2 separate regions of the Homo sapiens genome follow, and region 2 is linked to region 1. A link is a contact called in ENCODE Hi-C or POLR2A ChIA-PET data. All regions are on one chromosome and are shown on one strand. The core of a region is the stretch at or near the end of the contact, and the rest is flanking DNA. Distances in the headings are between cores, read along the strand shown.

Region 1 (7,048 bases), core at 47-2,546:
AGTTCCCAACCTGTTAGCCACTCCTTCCTCAAGCTAGCCTCCTCAGGACCATGTGCATCCTTCTGTACAGCAGTTTATTTGTTCATCTCCTCTGTGAGGCCCTGACCCTTGTAGGAGCATTCTATATCCCCAGGGCACAGTACAATTAAGGAATAAAGTAGGTACTTATAAATATGTGTAGGGAAAAAAAAAGAGAAGGAAGGAGAGAAGGGAGGAAGAGGGAGAAGGAGAGAAGAAAGAAAAGAGAAGTAGAGAGAGAAAGAGAAATAGGAGTGAAAGAGTACTAATCTGCATATCTTGCAGATGAGGAAACCACCCTTCAAATCAGGTAAGTGGCTTCCCTAAGGAGCTTCCACTCCACCCCACTACACCTGGAATCTTTGACTCCAAGCTACACCTTAGTTCCTTCTAGTCTCCACATTTGAGGTACCCTGCCTCTTTCTAACTTCCTCTTATGAGATCATTCTTCAAAAAACAACAGTTAATCCCACCTTTTCATGAAGCTTTTCTCACCTATTTCAACTCCCCATGATTTTTCCCTCTACTGCAGACCAATGTCACCAATTTTTATAGAATCATTTTATTTTATTTAGAAACAGGGTCTTGCTCTGTCACCCAGGCTGGAGTGCAATGATCGTAACTCTGCAGCCTCAAACTTCTGGGCTCAAGCAATCCCCCAGCTTCAGCCTGCTGAGTAGCTAGGACTACGGATGAGCACCCCCACGCCCAGCTAATTCTTTTGGTTTTTGGTTTTGTTTTGTTTTGTTTTTGTTTTGTAGAGATGGAGGTCTCACTATGTTGCCCAGGCTAGTCTTGAACTCTTGGCCTCAAGTGATCCTCCTACCTTGGCCTCCCAAACATACAAACATGTTAACACTTAAATAAAAACAAATAGTAGTCTTCATGTGTACATTTTATGTATTTACCTATCCTTTTCTCAGAAAGATTTTAAGGTGACTTTTGACATATGTGTGTTCTAGCTCTATAAAATGCATGTATATTCACTAGGGGTTGGGGTTATGGTGCATATGTCTTACTTATGATGTTTTATCAGTCACAGAAAACAAGACAAGAATTTATTTTTAGGACTTAGTTACTTTTCCTGTTTCTGAAGTTCTCTTGCCACAGTTTAATATACACTCCTCTACTTCTCAGTACTACTATTTAAACTAACAAATAACATCCCTCAAAAGAAATCAGCCTGAGTGAGTTTAAAAAGGATGATCTGTTCACTCAGTTCTGCACCTTCAGGAATCTACTGAAATTAAAACCAAGAGTCATAATGAGTCACTCCTCTTCCTCTTACACAAGGAAAGAGCAATCATGAATGGAATACACAACGAATAAGGCAGGTCCCTCCAGTACTAAAATCTGCCCAAGTCTTTTCATGCCAGCAAAACTAAAAAATTCTAACCCCAAAAAGATCTTTAATCATTTTCTCATTTTTTTCCATTTTCAGAGCCTTCATAACAGTAATGTTTTCAGCTTTAAGAGAACTTACCACCACTCCATTGTTTACAGTGTAGTAAAAGATTTATCTTATGCAAGTTGCTCAGTCTTTCTTCCATTTCACCAGCACTAATACAGCCACTGGTTTCTTCCCTGATCAATTAATAAGTTGTTAACGGCAAAGCCTCAGAACCGTGCAATAAAAGACACTGCAGAGCTCTGCTAATGGTCACATATCAGGAACAACAGTTCTGGTTTGTAGGGAATCAAACTCCCTCATTATTTGTGTTCACTTCTGGTAATTAAGCATTTAAACAGCACTTGACATTCAGCAACCATTTTTATAAGCATTCCTCTTAAGAACCTAGAACACCATCAATTCGATAGCACTGTCTTTGTAAGGCACAAACTGATGGTGGCTAAGGACCAAGAAAGCTTCTCCCTTCTGTGTGAAGGTGATGCTACTCCCCTTAGGGAAACCACTAAGCTTCTTTTCCAACAGCAGTTTCTGGTTTGTGCTAATTTGTGGACAGTCTTTCTGGTCTCCTCTTGACAGATGGCAGGTGTTTCAGAACTTTGACCCTGTCCTGAAAATGCCAAGCATCATATGGCCAAAGTGGAACACAACATACTGACTTAGAAATAATGGTCATGTAATGACCCCATGTTAAGCTGCTCTAGGAGGTTATAATTTTTTGTTTGTTTGTTTTTGAGATGGAGTTTCGCTCTTTTCGCCCAGGCTGGAGTGCAATGGCGCGGTCTCAGCTCACTGCAACCTCCACCTCCTGGGGTCAAGCAATTTTCCTGCCTCAACCTCCTGAGTAGCTGGGATTACAGGCTTCCACCAACATGCCCGGCTAATTTTTGTATTTTTAGTAGAGATGTGGTTTCACCATGCTGGCCAGGCTGGTCTCAAACTCCTGACCTCAGGTGATCCACCCACCTCGGCCTCCCAAGGAGGTTATGATTTAAAGGGAACTTACACATTTTGTTTTGTTTAAATCATGGAGAACAATGAAAAGAACTATTATTTATATTTGGAGCAAGCCAACCACTAAAGGAATAAACTCAGTGCTTAAAATGGATTGTTTTCTCCCTCACCTGTTGAGGAAAAGATTCTTTAAATGAATTTAATAAATGTACTGTGCACTAACCACAAGCCAGCACTTGGAAGAAAACAGTGACCCAGGATCAAAAGGATGATCACTGTGAATAAGTTGTGTCAGGCTAACTTCCTCCTACTTCTTTGTTTTTAACAAGTTTGCCAAATTAACGGTTTAGAAAATGTAATCCATATGTATACCTATCTAAATTTCATCAAATATTTTAACTATGTTGATTGAGATGTGGACAAGATAATGGACAACAGGAAATCTGTAACACATCTAATGACTTTGTCTAACAGTTACCGGTTTCTGGGTCTTTATCAGTCTGGAAGGAGGTTTTTTTGGTGCCACACTGTATTAATTGTCCCTTGCCTATTGTGAACAGATCTTTCCTTTAAGAGCTTCTCAGATCCATTCACTTCCTTCCACCTCACTGCATATCTTGGTAGCAGTCCTGGCTATCTTTCATCTGGGTCCCTGCAATGACCAATCTCTGCCTCCAGTCTTGCTTCCCTCTGGTTTTTAACCACATTTGAAGAGTGCCCATCTTTCCTGATTTGCCCAGTTTATGCCTGTTGTCCCAGAATAATTATTAATAAAGCCCGTTCATTCTCAAAAGTGCCTCCATTGGGTGAAATTATATGCCTAACTTTAAAGAGTATGATTCTAACCACATCACTCCCCCACTTAACACTTTCAGTGGCTTATCCCTGTCCTTAAAGTCCACATTTATTCAGCATGTTTTTGTTTTTTTTTTCTTCTTCTTAATATCCACTAAACTATAAGTTTCAAGAGGGCAGGGATTATTTAGTCTTATTTTGGTCTTATTTGATAACTAGCAAAACCCCAGGGCCCATAACAGCACCTAGTACATAGTAGGTGCTCAAACACATGTTTAATTATTAGCTTGTAAGGGGTCCACGGTTTGGGCACTGCCTACCTATCCAACTTCATCTCTGCCCTCTATTCACAGTCTAATCTTCAGTCAGATTGTACTGTATTCAGTTCCTTTCTCACCTCTAGACCTTTGCGTATGTTGGTACCTGTTCCTCCTTCCCCCACCTCTACCTCTAGTATCCCCCTAATCTCCTGCCTAATTCCTTTAAAGTCACTTCCTTTTGGAGGCCTTCCCCAACCCTCTAGTTAGGAAATGTCCTCGCACTGTGTATGCCCACATCACTCTGCACTTCTCCTAGACTAATACTCATCATACTTTACAGCTAACAATTATTGGTCTCTCACTCTGGTAGTCTGTTTGTTCTGTGATCACACTTATACATACTTCCAGCACCCAGTACAATGTCTACCACCTGAGATGCAATTAATAAATAACTGCTGAATTAACGAAATAGGCTGATACGATCTTAAAGGTGCCATATAAAGATGAAATGGGATGATATTCCTCCCTTATCTGCAATGGATTATGTTCAGTTCTAGGTACCATGTGTTAAGCTCCTGCCTCCTCAGAGAAAAGCAATCAGGAGGATTAATAGAGTGCTAACCAGAAATTGAGATGAGAGAGAGAGAGAGAGACAGAGGGAGGGAAGAAATGAAGGATGAAGGGCCTTCAAATTTCTAGAAAAAAGATTAAACATGTTTTGTATGACCCTGGCAGGACCAATAGAAGAAAATTAGAAAACAAGAAGTTTGGGCTTTTTAGCAGTCAAAACTACCTGAAGATAAATGTGTTGTCTGTGAGGCACTGAGTTTCCTGTCTCCAGAAGCATTCATAATAGGCCAAACTGTGAGTTGGTGGAGATGTAAAGCTGGACTATTTTTAGTAGTAAATAGCAGAGAAGAAAAGTAGTAATGAGTGAAGTAGCTAAGCAGCTTGGAAAGTCAGATTGGAAAGAAAATCCAAAAAAGGCCCCAGTGCATACCTCACTGAGCTGGCTGGGAATTCATCCCTGTCCCCATTCCACATGTCTATGAAGGAAAATAGGCTGGATTAAGTAGAACAAAAGGGAAGACTTAGTAAGCAGGATACTAATGGTGATGTAGTCACTGAAGAGAAAATATGAATCATAAAAATGCAGTTGATGGCCATCCATTCCTGTTTAAAATATAATAAAAATGTACAAATAGATATTGAAATCAGTAGTCAACTTTTGATAATAACAAAGAAAAAGAAAAATCTATTCACTTTAATTCTAGGTGAAAAGAAAGATCTGATCTTTTACAAAATAAATAATATTTGATAATGCTAATGTTCACAAACTTAGCTCCTGAACAATTAATAATTTTTAAAAAGCAAGGAGATGGAGTTGACATCCACTTAATTCTATGAGCACACACACTTCTAACCACTTCATATTCTTAAATCATGCTTTCAGTCACTGATGTAGAAGTGCGTGAATTATTGAGCCCTGCGTTAAGACTCCAGGAGGCAAACTGACGACACTGATCTATGTTTTGGAGGCTTTTTGTTGTTTTGTTGACTTAGTGGAGCAAGAAAGAAATTCCCAGCTGCCAAGTCTGAAGAAGTGGGTGGGACTCTTTCATTCATGGGAGCCAGTCCAGGGGAGTAGACCACTGTTCCCAGGAGGGCTTCCAAAACAACTTCTGAATAATTCATGCTCTGAATTGGAGCAGCCCGCAGCAAGGAGTTTTATAATGCCCTCATGTTTGACTACCATGCAGGCCCTTTTCAAGAACCTATTCCAGAGCTTCATGAAGAGGGATATCGGCTGATTTATAAAACATGCTGGAGTATGACCTGGAACTTATTTCCCCCCAGCCTCCTCTGAGCTGTGCTATAACCTTGCATAAGTCTGTCTTTCTCTGAGGGGGACAAGTCTGAGATTTGAACACCTCAATTTTCACAATTAATAGTTTGGGCTAAACATACTAAAAATAAATGAAAATGCTTTTTACAGCTTTGATGACCATACCACTTTCCACCACTACTCCCCAATACACACACACACACAGACACACACACACAGAGCATTTTCAAATCCAAATATAAAGAGAGAAAGATTTCACTCTCTAGTTAGAAAAGAAGCACAGCAAGAGATAAAATATGCAATGCCAGTTAAAGTCAACATTCTAAAACCTAGAGGGCTTGGTTCTCAGGACAGATTGTCTTACTCTCACAATAGTATTCTAAAGACCTTGGACTGAAGTCAGAGAGTATCTGCCAAGGATCACAGACTTCCCCCACAACTCATCCCACCCACAGTCACTACCAGCCACTGGGTGGTGTAGGAGACAGGCTATCAGCACACACTCTGGGAATCCATCTGGATGAGACTTTTAACCCATGAGGGACTGCCCCACAAAGAATTAACTCCCAGGAATCCTCAGCATGAAGCTCAGTTCAAATGTAGTGTTCTAAGTGAAGAAGGACTTGTTAGCTAATAAAATAATAGAGTCTGGCTATCAGGCATCAGGTCACTGCAAGTGGGCAGCGACAGGATGAACAGGGGAATTATGGCATGGTGCCTGAGCACAGGTGGCTCTCTTCATGGAGGGGGTGCAAACAAGGAAGGGTAGGAAAGAGAGGAAATGGTAGTGGGGGGAGGGTAGGGACAATGGATTGCTGTTTAATGTGTGTGGTTTTGCTTATATGTTTGTTTCTTTTAGTGGGAGAGACGATGAGAGGGTTTACCTCCTAAGGGGCAGGACTAATAAAGAGAAAGAGAGGTTTGAAGATACAGGGAAGAAGGGTTTGACCAGTGGGCAAGGAACCCAGGAAGCAGGAGAGAGGTGGACTAACTGCAAACAGGACAGGGACACCTGTCCCCTAAGGCAGAAGGAAATAGTAGGTAAAAATGGTGGTTAGCAAGTCTGGGCCAGCCAGGAAGCTGAGATGTTCTCACTCGATGATCAAAAGCTGCTCAGTGAAGTAGGGGGCATGGTCTTCCTCCAGGAGAAGTGGGGAGGTGAGATAATGGGGAGGGGTTTGAGGCAAAGTTTGGACTGGCTGCTGAGAGAACAGGAAAAAGATTGACCAGGAGGATGGCCTGGTGGCCCAGAGGCCCTTCTGACAGTCGACTTCGGTACAAGTGGCCCAGGAGTGGCACCCATGGGAGATTATGGTACAGGAGAGAATGGGGTCCCTGGGGGGCCAGGGCTGCAGGGAGAAGCTGTTCAGAGGAGGTTATACAGATAGGAAAGAATTGGGATCAGTAATCAAGAGGATTAAATGACCACCCAAAGCACACATTATATGGTCGGTTCCAAAGGAAAGCTTGACAGGTCCTGGGGGTGTCAATAAGTCCTGGTGAGACATCAGACACCTTGGATGGCAAGTTCCTGCCAATGCTGTACAAAAGGGAGAGACCCAGCATAAAGACACAGTGTGGAAATGCATTCTAGGCTACAGAAGACTCCTAATTGGAGAATCTCTCTCCCTTTTCTCCTGCGACTTAATCATTAAAGTAACTTTATTGTCCAGACATGACTCACTTGACACAGTTACTGCCATCCTGTAGCTCAGAAAATCACTGCAGAGATTAGAGAGATTCCAGAAAACCCTGGAAGCAATTAGA
Region 2 (6,238 bases), core at 1,208-3,707, 44 kb before region 1:
CAGAACACCAGCCTGGGTGACAGCAAGACTCTGTCTTAAAACAAAACAGAAAGAAGTAATCAAGAAAAAATACACTTTGTGAGACTGAGGCGGGCAGATCATTTGAGGTCAGGAGTTGGAGTCCAGCCTGGCCAACATGGTGAAACCCCATCTCTACTAAAAATACAAAAATTAGCCAGGCATGGTGGTGGGCACCTGTAATCTCAGCTACTCGAGAGGCTGAGGCAGGAGAATCACTTGAACCCGGGAGGCAGAGGTTGCAGTGAGCCAAGATTGCATCACTGCACTCCAGCCTGGGCGACAGAAAAGAGATTCCATCTCAAAAAAGGAAAAAGAATAAATAGACAAATTGGACTTTATGAAAGTTTTAAAATTTTGTGCATCAAAAGACCATATCAACAAAATAAAAAGACAGCCTGTAGAATGGGAAAGAATATTTGCATATATCTGATAAGGGATGAATATCAAGAATATATCAAAAACTCCCAACACTCAATAACAACAAAAGGCCCAATTCAAAAATGGGCAAATAAACATTTCTTCAAAGAAGATGTACAAATGCCCAATAAGCACATAAAAAGATGCTCAACATCACTTATTAGGGAAGAATGAAAATCAAAACTACAAGGTATTGCCTCATACTGACTGGTATGGGTACTATCAAAAACACACAAACAGAAAATAATTAGTGTTGATAAGAATGTGGAGAAATTGGAACCTTTGTGCATTGTTGGTGGGAATGTAAAATGGTACAGCTACTTTAGAAAACAGTATGGCAGTTCCTCAAACAATTAAAAATACAATTACCATATGGGCTAGCAATTCCCCTTTGGGTATATGCCCAAATTGATTGAAAGCAGGGTCTTAAAGAGATATTTGTACCCCCATCTTCATAAGCAGCATTATTCACAATAGCTAAAAAAATGAAAGCAACCCAAGTATCCATCAACAGATGAATGGCAAAACAGATAAGCAAAATCTGGTATATACATACGACAGAATATTATTCAGCCTTAAAAAGGAAGGAAAATCTGATATAGTCTATAACATGGATGAACCTTGAGGACATTATGCTAAATTAAATAAGATGGTCACAAAAAGATAAATACTATATGATTCCACTGATATGAGGTACTTAGAGTAGTCTAAATCATAGAGACAGACAGTAAAATTGTGGTTTCCAGGGGCTAAGGGAAGAATGAAATGGGGAGTTATTGTTTAATGGTATAGACTTTCAGTTTTATAAGATGAAACAAGCCATGAAGATAAATGGTGGTGATGGCTGCACGATACGATGAATGTAGTTAATACCTTTGAACTGTACACTTCAACATGGCTAAGGTAATAAATTTTATGTTATATGCATTTTACCACAATTTTTTAAAAGTAGAAGAGAAAAGCACTGAGAAATAGAAAAGAAATGTTGTTAGCAATGTAAGTATGGATAGATAAAAGTATCTGTAGATCTAAAACATATAAACTAAGTTAACTTAAAGTCTCAAGTTAATACATGAATTAATTTTAATTAAAAAACAATTCCGGATACAACCTAAAAATAAAAGTAATGAAAGTCTTAAGATAACAAAGATAATTCCCAAATACTGATTGAGTATCTGCTCAGTTAAGGCACTGGTGTAGGCACACATATACAAACCTTAAGACACACGTGTGACTGCTTACAATAGCACTGTAGGATGACATCATCCATTGGCTTAAAGAGAGACTTATGTACCAGTGTAATGCAATATCTCCCAAAGAATTTGTAAATCGTGCTGATTTAGCCCACTCTTCTTGTCTTCTACTTCTTTTCCATCAGTATTGCCAGTTATGTCTCTGTCCATGAAATATTTAAGGAGAAAAATAGCCAAAATCTCTTTCTTAGGTTATAATCAGATCCATTAGCTCTATGCAAAACTAATTGGTGGGTTAAAAATACATAATGTAATTACTTGTGCTTAAAGCGAAACAGGCATCCAAATTTAGTTATTGGAACAAAGGCAAGCTAAATTCAGTGAGTGCATTAGCCTGGTGAGTTATTCAAGGTCATTCAGTGGCTAGGGCAAAGCTAAATAGAGGCTGAATTGCCCAAAAGTTTAGGTTTGATCATTCTCTTTTAAACTTGGCTATAAAGTGAAAGGGCTTCAAATTTTTCCTCAATGCTTTGTGTCATCTTAATAAACACTGCCTACATAAGGACAAAAAAATGTTAATTATATACATATATGTTCAAAATGAAAATACCCATTCGAGTAGAGCTACTTCAAGTCAGCTGTTTCCCATTCAAATGCAAACAAAAAGACCAATTCATTCAGCTGTAAAATTTCATAAGGTGAGCTCCGATGACCAGCGGGAACAGTATATCCTAACACAATTCTGACATAAATATAAATAATATTCAGAGCATCATTTCCTGAAACATGGGTCATGTAATACCGGTTCTGCAAAGTACTTTAAGAAAATGTTTGGAGGTTGATACATCCAGGAAATCCTGCTTACACAGCCCTTAAGAGAGATATGCAGCTCACATTAGTTCCAAGGAGTCTTCAGAAACTTGTCATTTTTCTGTAATTCAGTCTTTTCCAAACATACATTTCTTTATTAACAGAACCAGCACTCCCTGGTATACACTTTGGGGAACACTGCTCTAAAAAACTTCAAGTATTCATTGTATTCAAATACAGTGTGATTCTAGACCTTATGAAATCAAAAGCAAGAGGCCTTTCTTATACTGTCTCTGAAACCTTTGACCTCAGCAGTCCCCACTTCATGGCCAGGCTTACTCGACCTCAAGCTACCAGTATGTAAAGGAGAAAATACTGAAGGTTGTGCTGGTTTCTCATTTTATTTACCATCTAATTTCAACTCAATCTCCCATTCTGTTTTTAATAAGCTTATGTCCCTTTCAACATTCTCTAAGTTTCAGGCTGGGATTCTATTTCTGGCATTCTAGATTCTGGCTAGCCAAATTCCTGACTACCTTCTGACACTGGACTCTTTTGTACTCAGTGTATAGCTTTTACCTTTGATCCTGTACAGAAGCCTGACAATTTAAGTCTGTCTCTGCTTTGGGCTCATCCTCCCTCCTGCCTGTGATAAAATTAATAAAGGCAAACTTCAAACTGTGACAAGGAGGATATGCTCCATAGAGACAGAGACATCCAATGATGTTTCTTGCAACTTGGATTCATCCATCAATCAATGAAGAAATGCTCAAAGAGCTCCTTCTGTCCTCAAGACATTATGCTAAGAGCTATGGAGAATTTAGCAGAAATCACAATGGCAGGGCACTTTATTTTGAGTTAGGTTTTGGGGAGGAATTGGCCCAGGAAGCAAGGGAGAAATTTGTGATTCAGTAACTGTGAGGTTCCTCCTTCTATGGCTGTATATCACAAGGATTTAAGAATGGTTTTTGGCAAGGCACAGTGGCTCGTGCCTATAACCCCAGCGCTTTGGAAGACAAAGGCAGGAGATCACTTGAGCCCAGGAGTTTGAGAGCAGCCTGGGCAACAGAATGAGACCCATTGCTACAAACAATTTTAAAAAATAGCCAGGTGTGGTGGCACATGCTTGTGGTCCCAGCTACTCAGGAGGCTGAGGTGGGAGGATCACTTGGATCTTGAGAGGTCAAGGCTGCAGTGAATCATGATCCCACCACTGAACTCCAGCCTGGGCAACAAAGCAAGACCCCATCTAAAAAAAAAAAAAAAAAAAAAAAAATTTCAATAAATACTTTCTTTTTGTCCCTAAGACCATCCCTGACCTTTCTGATGCTATTCTTACATAACATCTTTTGGTGATAAAGATAACATACTGTTAAAAAGAAAGGCATTTTTAAAACAGTATCTCCACTCTTAAGGACCTCTGGATAGCCTCTAGAGTAGAAATCTAGAAGACACTGTATATAAAATGGCACATGGTGAGATTGATTATCTTGTTTACAGTGAAAATCCCCAATTTCAAGATTGAGAAAAAAGTGCAATGTCTATACCTACTCTCAGCCCACCATACCATCTTTTTTCTTTAACCAAAGGCATTTGTATTTGTTAAGAAATATAGGTCTAGACCAAGGCAGGTTGCTGATAACATCATCCGTGGTGTGTGTTATTGATCTACTATGCATATGGGCACATTGCATATGCTGATTTGTTTTAGGGGAATCATTTCCTGGAGACTTGAAGAGTGTAACTATTAGAAGCTCCTTTGAAGTACACAGCAATGAACTTGTAGCTTCACTTCCTAAGAACTCAACAGAGCCATAACGAAAGTGAACAGTAAATTTCTTTTGGCTATGGCATCTGATAAAATAGAGTCCCTTCATAGAATGCATAATGCCTGCATTATTTTTGTATACATAGCCTTGCCAAAAGATGCTCTTCAAAGTTAATGCTACAAAAGGGGAGAGTAGTAAGTATTGTGTCAATATTATGTACCAAAATTATGACGTATGTCCAATTATCATGGAAACATGTCATGTAATTTATTTCCAAAAGATACAAAAAAGATTATAACTCCTTAAAAGCAAGGATTGTGTGACACAATTTTGCATCCTACATGGTGTCTCACTCAGACTCTTCTGCATAGCAGGCATGTGATATGCTTGTACTGAATATGTAAATGTGTCAAGGAGTGAGTGAGACACTGAATGCATGAATGATTCAATTAGTGAAGAAATAAAAATTCAATAAAGTCTTTATATAAATCAGCTGGTAGACAATTGTATGCTACCTACTAAATAAGAGGGTGTGAAATAGTTAAAGAGAAAAGAAAATCCAGAAAAGCTGAAAGTAACTACTGGAAAATGTTTTTTTGTTTGCTTGTTTTATGTAATAAAGGAACTTTTGAGGTAGCATTCAATCTGGACTCTGCCTCACAAAAACCAAGATCCTGACAAATCCATTCTACTTACCAATGTGTTTTTTTTAAAGCCATTTCCTGGTATTAGCTTGTAAATGAAGCAGCTATCATTACGGAAAACATATTAGAGAAGAAAAACTAATTTTCTACTTCTGGTAAAGACAGAAGATCAAATGTTCTCATTAGCCTCTGCTCCCTCCCAAAACCCATAAAAATATCACTAAAGAATTAAAAAAAAAAAAAAGAGTAAGAGAGATGGTAACAACAAGAGGATTTTGGAAACCAGAAAATAAATGGGCAAGAAATAATTGATTTAGCAGATCTAAGAAAGCTAAATCCTAAACTGGCAGTGGGGAAACTGAGAGTCAATCAAATTTATAGGTAGAGCCCCCAAATGCCCAAAAACTGATGACATCTTGTTCCCCTGGAAGAAGGGTGAAAGTGGGCCTAAACCTAAGATAATCACCTGGAAGCCAATTTAAGAACCAGCTAAAACCCCAGATTCCCTCTCTTGGGAGTCTGCCTCTCTATGCAGAGAATAAAATAGAGGGTCTCTAGATTAAAGGATACCAATGTTGAAGGCAGGGACACCTTACCCTAAACTGGGAAATTAGGTCAACATATGCTTATTAAATGTTTAAATCCTGTCTTCTTCCTCCATTCAATTCCCAGAGTGCAATCAGCAGGTGGGAATCTCATCAAATCTAAAGGAAATATCTAAAGATATTGGTGGAAGGATGTTCCATCAATAAACAGCCCATATCAACCTATATAGCAGGATTTCTCAATCTTGGCACTTTCGACATTTGGGACCAGAAAATTCTTTGTTGTGGAGAGCTGTCCTGTGCATTGTAGAATGTCTAGTAGTAGTACCTGTGGCCTCTACTCATTAGATGCCACGACCTCTCCAGTCATGACAAACAGAAATGTCTCTAAATATTGCCAAATGTCCTATAAGGAGCAAAATCACTCCTGGTTGAAAATCACTGCTTTATAGTGAGGCTCATAGCTGACAATTCCCTCTCATATACTCAGAGTTTCAAATCAGCTTCTTAGATATTAATGGATACTAGTTCAAGTTATGCATGGTTGAGCACAGATGCACTTACAATTTATGCTTGAATTAACAATTTAAAAAGCATAGTGTGATTTAGCTGTTTTCAACTAAGATTATTTTATGAAATCTAAATTTTTAAAAAATCTTTCTAACAACATCATCTAAAGTTAAGAGTATCCCAAAATAATTAAAAAGTAAAAAACAAAAACAAAAAACCTATTAATATGGTCTACCTATGGGCAATAAATCGAGATTTACTTTACCCCATAAATATCTAAATAGTTTGCTCTTTCTCACTCAAGGAACATTTGTTATCTTAATAATAAT

What was found. Hi-C counts contacts between places; a loop is a spot of excess contacts on that map. ChIA-PET counts read pairs that join two places held with the same protein, here RNA polymerase II (POLR2A). Pooled maps may share reads with other maps.
Region 2: a loop to region 1 is called in a map of aorta, with 2.7 times the contacts of the local background. The contact joins two enhancer-like sites. A Hi-C loop is called at or near these places in 1 of 168 maps with a recorded cell type or tissue (aorta) and 1 of 50 pooled maps. POLR2A ChIA-PET finds 5 or more read pairs at or near these places in 4 of 52 experiments (K562, PC-9, Panc1 and 1 more).

The regions. Positions count from the first base shown.
Region 1 is chr14:32,365,144-32,372,191 of GRCh38, reverse strand. All of the region lies in intron 1 of AKAP6 (A-kinase anchoring protein 6), which reads right to left. Among named protein-coding and RNA genes, the nearest start is that of AKAP6, 39 kb to the right of the region's middle. Within about 2 kb of position 1,296, at least 2 of the 41 ENCODE cell types and tissues checked have a DNase peak (open chromatin) inside an H3K27ac peak, as active enhancers do.
Region 2 is chr14:32,410,655-32,416,892 of GRCh38, reverse strand. The region is part of intron 1 of AKAP6 (A-kinase anchoring protein 6); the gene reads right to left. Among named protein-coding and RNA genes, the nearest start is that of AKAP6, 84 kb to the right of the region's middle. Within about 2 kb of position 2,457, at least 2 of the 41 ENCODE cell types and tissues checked have a DNase peak (open chromatin) inside an H3K27ac peak, as active enhancers do.